Regions from separate parts of the Homo sapiens genome. Here region 2 is linked to region 1. The links are chromatin loops, found by intact Hi-C in ENCODE. Cell type or tissue: dorsolateral prefrontal cortex. All regions are shown on one strand. Each heading gives the region's core, and the rest is flanking DNA. Links, peaks and the distances in the headings are about the cores only. Region 1 has its middle 4.9 kb from the start of RAPSN. Region 2 overlaps MTCH2 (mitochondrial carrier 2).

Region 1 (4,391 bases), core at 314-4,313:
TTTTTTTTTTTGGAACAGAGTCTCGCTCTATCGCCAGGCTGGAGCGTAGTGGTGCAATCTCTACTCACTGCAACCTCCGCCTCCCGGGTTCAAGCGATTCTCCTCCTTCAGCCTCCCACGTAGCTGGGACTACAGGCACGCACCACCACGCCAGCTAATTTTTGTATTTTTAGTAGAGACAGGGTGTCACCATGTTGGGCAGGATGGTCTCAATCTCTTGACCTTGTGATCCGCCTGCCTCAGCCTCTTAAAGTGCTGGGATTACAGGCGTGAGCCACCACGCCCGGCCAATATCTTTTTAATTGGGGAAACTAACTTGGTAAGATGGGGAGACTTCCCAAGAATCCCGATAGTCGTGGTAGAGGGACCTTGGGACTGTCCCCTTCAGTTACATTTCGTCATGCATCTGGAGCAGGGGCTGCAACTGTGATGTACTCATGTGAAAGGAGGCCAGCATAAGACAAGTGGCATTTGGCTTCAGTGTCAAGGCGAGAACAGGGAGTCAGGGGTGCATGGTTCCAATGAATGAATTGGTAAGACATTCATGGTCTCTTGGGGCCAGACCCCGACCACTGGAGTGGTTGGTAGGCAGTCAAGGTCTGAGCATGCGTGAGTTTCCACTTTTTTTTTTTTTTTTTTTTTTTTTGAGACAGAGTTTTCCTCTTGTCACCCAGGCTGGAGTGCAATGGCACAATCTCGGCTCACTGCCACCTCCACCTCCCAGGTTCAAGCAATTCTCGTGCCTCTGCCTCCTGAGTAGCTGGGACTACAGGTGCATGCCACCATGCCTGGCTAATTTTTTGTATTTTCCATGGAGACAAAGTTTCATCATATTGGCCAGGCTGGTCTCGAACTCTTGAGCTCAGGTGATCTGCCCGCCTCAGCTTCCCAAAGTGCTGGGACTACAGGAGTGAGCCCCTGCACCAGGCCAAGCTTCCACTCTTCAAGAGAAGCAAGGAAATGTACATTTTTATGTAAAATCTCCTAGATAACACATGTTGCCAACCAACTCAGAAATATTTAGTCCTCACATGCCAGATTGTGACTCTTGCTTCAGGCCCAAACTTAATTTTCTACTTTTGATTATAAAACAGGGATCTAAAATGTGAGGTGTGCAGCTGGTACCTGGCCCAGCAGGCACTCTGGTGATAGCCCTGAATCCCCCGACTGTATCACCACCTTGTGAGGTTAAGTGGCACTGAAAAGACCATTTCATTTTGTGGCTGTTCCCTAACACCTTCCAGGGCTTTTCATCTACTGGGCACTGGTAAGCAAGTCTTAACTCTTTACCCTCTCCTTAATACATGCCTTCTGCCCACCCAGGCTACAGCTTTGGATAAGTTCCCAGTGACTTTGCTGTGCTTCAGGTAAAGATCGCAATGAATTCCGGAAAACTATTGTTCTGTTCTCCACTTTCTCCATCTCCCTTGTCCTCGCCTCCTTTCTAGTACAGTATAATGGTTAAGAATGGGAGTCCTGGCCAGGTGTGTTGGCTCACACCTGTAATCCCAGCACTTTGGGAAGCCGAGGCAGGCATATCACCTGAGGTCAGGAGTTCGAGACCAGCCTGGACAACATGATGAAAGCCCGTCTCTACTAAAAATACAAAAAAAAAAAAAAGCCAAGAGTGGTGGCACGTACCTATAATTCCAGCTACTCAGGAGGCTGAGGCATGAGAATCGCTTGAACCCGGGAGGTGGAGGTTGCAGTGAGCCAGGATTGCGCCACTGCACTCCAGCCTCGGCAACAGAGCTAGATTCCATCTCAAAAAAAAAAAAAAAAAGAACGAGACTCTACAACCACACTGCTTCTGGTCCCAGCTGTCTAGGACCAGCAGATGGCAGTGTAGTCTTGGGCAGGTCACCTTACCTCTCCATGCCTGTTTCCTCATTTGTAAACTGGAAGAAATGCTTAACTCAGAAAATGTTAGAATGTTAAATAGGATTCTCTGTTGGTCTCCTCTTACCTTGCCAGGGGCCGTGCCGTTAGTTACTAGTAGTACAAAGACAAGTAAACCACAGTCGTTGCCATAGAGGAGCATGCCCTTAACCTAACTACAGTCGCTGATTTCTGGAAAACGTGCTCAGAAATGAAATTTTTGAGGCCGGGCATGGTGGCTCACGGGAGGCTGAGGCGGGCAGATCACTTAAGGCCAAAAGTTCGAGACCAGCCTGGCCAACATGGTGGAACCCCGTCTCTACTAAAACTGCAAAACTTAGCCAGGTGTAGTGGTGCTCGCCTGTAATTCCAGCTTCTTGGGAGGCTGAGGCAGGAGAATTGCTTGAACCCAGGAGGCAGAGGTTGCAGTGAGCCGAGATCCCACTGTGTCCGCAGTTGGTTCCTTCTAGTGGGTTCGTGGTCCCGCTGACTTCAAGAATGAAGCCGTAAACCTCTGTGGTGAGTGTTACAGCTATTAAAGGTGGTGCAGACCCAAAGAGTGAGCAACAGCAAGATTTATTGTGGAGAGCAAAAGAACAAAGCTCCCACAGCGTGGAACGGAACCTAAGCGGGTTTCTGCTGCTGGCTTGTTGGGGTGGGGATGGGCTGGTCGGGGAGGCAGCTTTTATTCCTTTATTTGTCTCCACCCATGTCCTGCTGATTGGCCCATTTTACAGAGCACTGATTGGTCCATTTTACAGGGTGCTGATTGGTCCATTTTACAAATCTCCAGCTAGCTACGGAGCACCGATTGGTGTGTTTTTACAGAGCACTGATTGGTGCATTTTACAAACCTCTAGTTAGCTACAGAAAAGTTCTCCTAGTCACCACTCCACCCAGGAAGTCCAGCTGGCTTCACCTCTCACCACCACGGGCACTCCAGCCTGGGCGACAAGAGTGAAAAACTCCATCTCAAAAAAAAAAATAATAATAAAGAAGAAATGAAATGTTTCAAGGAAACATAAGGTACTCTGCTACCTAGAATAAGCGAGTATGGGCATATTCCCATCACTGAAGTCAGATGAGCAAAGACCTGTCTCAGGGAAAGGACAGCTTGATCCCATCAAGTTTTCAAGTTTTGAGGTCATTTGAGTTCCCCAGGAAAGAGGAAGGCTGTGGTCCCCAACTCTGTTGGGGTGTAGATGCAGGCCGCCCTTCCTCCATTCCTTCCTGCCAGAGACTCAATGTGAATAGTGTCTGGGCCTTGGAGTGGGGAGAATCTGCTGGCCCTTCACACCTTCGCTGTGGGCCCAGCTTCCCTCCCATCTGCAGCTCAGCATCAACCCAGGCCTCCCTGAGATGAGAGAAGACCCCAGCCAGCTCTCCCTCCCTTTCCCAGGCTTAGGAGCACTCCTTTGGGGAGTCCAGGTGGCCTTGCCCAGCCACCTGTCCCAGAGCCTGCTCCCACTCTGCCTCTGTTGAGCCTGGGGCATTTGCCTTCTGACCCCCAGAGCGTCCCCTCTGACCCGTTGGGCTCTCAGGAAGCAGGCCGTGTAGTTGCTCTGAATTTCCCGGTGAAGCCGTCTTTCCTCCGCTTCTTCCCCATTCACCGATATTTGACATTTATTGAGGGGCCACAGTGTGCCGGGCCTTGCTCTGGGAATACAGTCAGTAATGAAGGAGACAAAGTCCTGCCCTGGGTTAGGGCCCAGCCATATGACCTCATTTGAGTGAAGAATAAAGACATTCAGCAAACAACCTCACTAATATAAAATTATAGAGAGGCTGGGCGTGGTGGCTCACGCCTGTAATCCCAGCACTTTGGGATGCCCAGGCCAGCGGATCACTTGAGCACAGGAGTTCAAAACCAGCCTGGCCAACATGGTGAAACCCCGTCTCTACTAAAAATATAAAAATTAGCTGGGCATGGTGGCATTGCCTGTAATGCCAGCTACTTGCGAGGGTTGAGGTGGGAGGGTGGCTTGAGCCCAGGAGGTCGAGGCCTCAGTGAGCCTAGATTGTACCACTGCACTCCAGCCTGGGCGACAAAGTGAGACCCTGTCTCAAAATAAAATTATAGAGATAAGTCCTGTATCAGAATGCAGTGTAATTCAATGAGAGGATAATATGCTGATTCATCCTAATTATGACTTACGAGGCAGAGTGTGGGTGTGGTGAACAGAGAAGGAATTAGGAGGTGCAAAGGCCCTGGGGCAGACAGGTAGGCAGGTACCAGAATGTAACAGTTGCCATATTACTCACACTTCTGCTCCAAGCATATACCTAAGAGAAATGAAAACATGTCCCCATAAAACCTAGTACATGAATTTTTTATTTTTTTGAAACAGGGTCTCGCTCTGTCACCCAGGCTGGAGTGTAGTGACATGATTGCGGCTCACTGCAGTCCAAGCTTGTAGGCTCAAGCGATTCTCCTGCCTCAGCCTCGCGAGTAGCTGGGACCACAGCTGTGCACCACCACACCCAGCTAATTTTTTTTTTTTTTTGTATTTTTT
Region 2 (4,391 bases), core at 147-4,146, 160 kb before region 1:
AGTGCTAGGATTACCGGTGTGAACCATCACACCCGGCCTTTAATTTTTTAATTTCTTGTAGAGATGGGGTCTTACTATGTTGTCCAGGTTGTTATTACTTTGATTATAAGATTTTATAAGTAGTCCTTAGAAACATGATTTCATTTCATTAAGAAATAAATAGGCCGGGTATGGTGGATCACACCCGTAATCCCTGCACTTTTGGGAGGCCAAGATAGGCGGATCACTTGAGGTCAGGAGTTTGAGACCAGCCTGGCCAATATGGTGAAACCCCACCTCCACTAAAAGTACAAAAATTAGCCAGGCACGGTGGCGCGTTCCTTTCCCAGCTACTTAGGAGGCTGAGGCAGGAGAATCGCTTGAACCTGGGAGGCAGAGGTTGCAGTGAGCCGAGATTGCACCACTGCACTACAGCCTGGGCAACAGAGCGAGACTCCATCTCAAAAAAGAAAAACAAAGAAATAAATGAAAGCTAGCACTTACTGAATGTTAGGCACTGTTCTACATGACTCATTTGCTAAGCCAGCTGGAAAGTGGCAAAGCCAGAATCCAACCTGGGCGTTCTGTCTGCCCAGAGTAAGAACTTAATAAGGAGAAATTGTAGTTAGTTCATAGTAGCTCAGCCTTTCAGAGAATACTAATCCTTGTTCTGTAGTGATAGTCCCAGTTTTGTCCTAGATTTAGTCACGTCTCCCAATTGGACCTCTCTGCTGATTTGGATTGGCTGATCTCATCTCGCTAGATATTATTTGTGTTTTGTTTTGTTTTGTTTTCCAGGGGAATATGAGCCGAGGAAATAGCTTATTTTTCCGGAAGGTCCCCTTTGGGAAGACTTATTGTTGTGACCTGAAAATGTTAATTTGAAGATGTGGGGCAGGGACAGTGACATTTCTGTAGTCCCAGATGCACAGAATTATGGGAGAGAATGTTGATTTCTATACAGTGTGGCGCGCTTTTTTAATAATCATTTAATCTTGGGAAAATTCAGGTGTTTGGTGTCTGCCTTTTTTGTTCTTTTTTCCAGCACAACATAACTTACCACTGATACTCCCCCTTTAGTTATTCTGAATTAGGATATTTTTGCTCCAAATTCTTATTTTACTTAACCAGAAGGGAAAAAAAGTTGTATTTTCCTGAAGCTACAGGCACTTTGTCATGTGATTTTTGAGTCTCAATTTAAGGCTTTGTAAAATGAAGAGTAGAATTCCAAGAAAAATGAGAAATAATTTTGTAAAACTTAACAAAATCACTAAATTAAACTATATGGGAGGTTATGAATTACTTTTTCTTGGGTAGACCCTAAAATGTCAGTAGCATGCACCAGAATCTGACTCCCATTATGCTTCTAAGCACATTTCATTGACCTTGTCTCTCATACTTCAAGAAAAGGACAGTACATTGCTACATTACCCTAGAAAGTCTGTGTGAGGATCTGCCCCTTCAGTCTGTTATTGCAAAGTAATAAAATGTCACCTACAGGGAGCCTCTGAGCCTACTCTAGTTCAAGAGGCTACCTGAAAAAAAATAAATAAGATAAAGGGTCAGCAACAACAAAGAAAAAGACAATTACAGAAAATAAGCAAGATTTGGAAAGGAAGTATAATGGCACTTTTTTCCTCAAAGGAAGTTCTTGTTTTCACATAAAATATGAAAAGCAGATCCTGCAGGAGTAACCCCCTTCTTTAAGAGCCAAGTATTTGCCAGTGCTTAAATTACACCATACAGTTCTAATTATATATAATCTTTTGTTCTTCAGTTTTTTGTTTTGTTTCCTTTTTGTTATTGTTGCCGAAGGTGAGTAGTTTTGCATTTCTGATGACAGCCTTGGAAAGTATATTTGTAACTCCATGTCTGGTAATGCCAACCCAAGTCGACATGGGTCTTAGGACACTGACCACCTCACATGCCATACCCTCAGTTAAGCATGTTAACATTTATAGGAGGAAAAAAATCACTTTGGGAGAAAATAAAATTCAACTCAAGCATAAAGCTTCTGTTTACTCAGGCCTTCTAAAAAGCAGGTTAAAATGCTCTAAAATGAGAAAGCCTGTGGTTTCACTTATTTATATAACTCACTGGGACATTGCCAAATGAGTAAGCACTTAATTCGCTGCTTCTGAGACTTCTCTGTCAAAACAGCCCCACTGATAATATTAGACAGAACGAGAATGCAGGGGTCTCTTCCCTCCCCTGGGGTTTAGGAAGCTCATGAGGAGCTCGGCTTAAAATGTCTTTGATGTCTCTTCCTTTGTCTCAAAAAGTAATGTCAATTTTATATACTATTTCAATATTACTATCTGCATTTGTTTTAATATAAAAATGTTTGCTGCCTACCTTTTTCTCCCAAAAAATCTTTAAGTAAAGATGATCTGGGAAAATGTGCCATGTTTATCCTGTGGCTTCTGTGAACTTTCATGCTTGCCTATTCCTAGTTGAGAAGCATGTCTGACTCTGATAACCAGTCTACCACCAGAGGACGCCAAGGCTTCAGTTTTTCCTGTGCAAGTTGGGTGGCTGAGAAATTTCTCCAAGGCCTAGGATTGCTCAAAATACTAGTCCAGCTGTTTCAGTCTTGCTGCATCCAAGCTAGAGGTCTAGTCAGAGTCCTATACCTATGATCCTCCATAATATCTTACTATAAGCTACTAACATAAAAGTCTAAAGATATTCAGGGGCTAGGAAATGCAGGTAGGTGCCATTAAGAAACACATGCGACCGGGCGCAATGGCTCATGCCTGCAATCACAGCACTTTGGGAGGCCGAGGCAGGTGGTTCACCTGAGGTCGAGAATTCGAGACCATCCTGACCAACATGAAGAAACCCTGTCTCTACTAAAAATAACAAAATTAGCCGGGCATGGTGGCACATGCCTGTAATCCCAGCTATGCGGGAGGCTGAGGCAGGAGAATCTCTTGAAACCCAGGAGGTGGAGGTTGCAATGAACTGAGATCACGCCATTGCACTCCAGCCTGGGCAACAAGAGTGAAACTCCCATCTCTTAAAAAAAAAAAAAAGAAAAAAAAAGAAACACATGCAAGAAATAATGAACTCAGTAAGTAATATGAACTTAGGCTGGTTGTGGTGGCCCATACCTGTAATCCTAACACTTTGGGAGGCTGAGGCAGGTGGATCACTTGAGGCCAAGAGTTGGAGACCAGCCTGGCCAATATATCTACTAAAAATACAAAAAAATTAGTCGGGCATGGTGGCACGCACCTGTAGTTCAGGAGGCTGAGGCAGGAGAATCGCTTGAACCTGGGAGCTGGAGGTTGCAGTGACCCAAGATTGTGCCACTGGGTGACAGAGTGAGACTCTGTCTCTTAAAAAAAAGAAAAAGAAAAGTAGGGGTTCTCTAGTAAGCCACTTGTGAAACTGGTTTTCCTTTGTGGTACCAAGCTAAGTTGCCACAAACTGTTCCTCTAGAGTATGTGGTGACCATTGAAACCTTGACTTAAGAAGAGTGTGGGGTGGGCTGGGGGCAGTGGATCACTTGAGTCCAGGAGCTCAAGACCAGCCCGGGCAACATGGTAAAACCCTGTCTCTATTTTTTAAAGAAATAAAGGGAGGAAAATTAGCTGGGCGTGGTGGCACATGCCTGTAATCCCAGCTACTTGGGAGGCTGAGGCATGAGAATCGCTTGAACCCAGGAAGCGGAGGTTGCGGTAAGCTGAGATCGTGCCATTGCACTCCAGCCTAGGCAACAAGAGTGAAACTGCATCTTAAAAATAAAGAAGGTATGGGTTTCCTGGAACTTTGGGGGATCATTATAAAAATACTAGGGTAAAAAAGCAACCTTAGTAATCCCAGCAATTTGGGAGGCCGAGGCGGGTGGATCATGAGGTCAGGAATTTGAGACCAGCCTGACCAACATGGTGAAACCCTGTCTCTACTAATACAAAAATTAGGCGTGGTGGCGGGCACCTGTAATCCCAGCTACTCAGGAGGCTGAGGCAGGAGAATCGCTTGAAATCGGAAGGTGGAGGTTGCAGTGAGCTGAGATTGCCCCACTGCACTCCCGCCTGGTCAACAAGAGTGAAACTCTGTCTCAAAAAAAAAAAAAAGCAACCTTAGGATGAAAGAAACATTCAACATAAGCCCTATATTCCATCATCTCTGTTACCTCAGCATACCTTGACTTAACTATAATTTCCTATTCTAGAAATGTCCTCCCCCTCTTGCCAGTGACATGTTTCTGTACTGTCAGATTCAGTTCTAGTGCCATCTCTTTGTGAAGTCACTGAGAGTCCCAACTGGGTGAGAGGGCTGTGCCTTCAAACTCTCCCTCCTTCAGAGCATGTAATGATAGTACAAACTAACTGACAAAAACTACATCCAACACCAAGTTCATGTTTTATACAGCAGGAGCATTACTTCTCTCTGATTTGAAAATC

The links. Hi-C counts contacts between places; a loop is a spot of excess contacts. Peaks named below come from ENCODE experiments on the same cell type or tissue, not always from the same donor. Only the 100,000 strongest peaks of a DNase experiment are listed, where the experiment ranks them.
Region 2: it touches region 1 in a loop (4-fold over the local background); 7 of 110 quality-filtered maps call a loop at or near these places.

Annotation. Positions count from the first base shown.
Region 1 is chr11:47,451,838-47,456,228 of GRCh38, reverse strand. No RefSeq gene overlaps it. Among named protein-coding and RNA genes, the nearest start is that of RAPSN, 4.9 kb to the right of the region's middle. RefSeq lists an enhancer at 317-816. In dorsolateral prefrontal cortex, for the core only: a CTCF peak has its summit at 1,839 (motif pointing right); a DNase peak (open chromatin) is centred at 1,828; H3K4me3 peaks cover 752 bases.
Region 2 is chr11:47,615,306-47,619,696 of GRCh38, reverse strand. It overlaps MTCH2 (mitochondrial carrier 2), which reads left to right. Exons shown (of 13, transcript NM_014342.4): 13 at 778-2,380. The coding sequence ends at 864. Among named protein-coding and RNA genes, the nearest start is that of C1QTNF4, 23 kb to the right of the region's middle. RefSeq lists a silencer at 2,085-2,144. In dorsolateral prefrontal cortex, for the core only: CTCF peaks have their summits at 652, 851, 2,254 and 2,458 (motif pointing right); a DNase peak (open chromatin) is centred at 2,496; H3K27ac peaks cover 2,310 bases.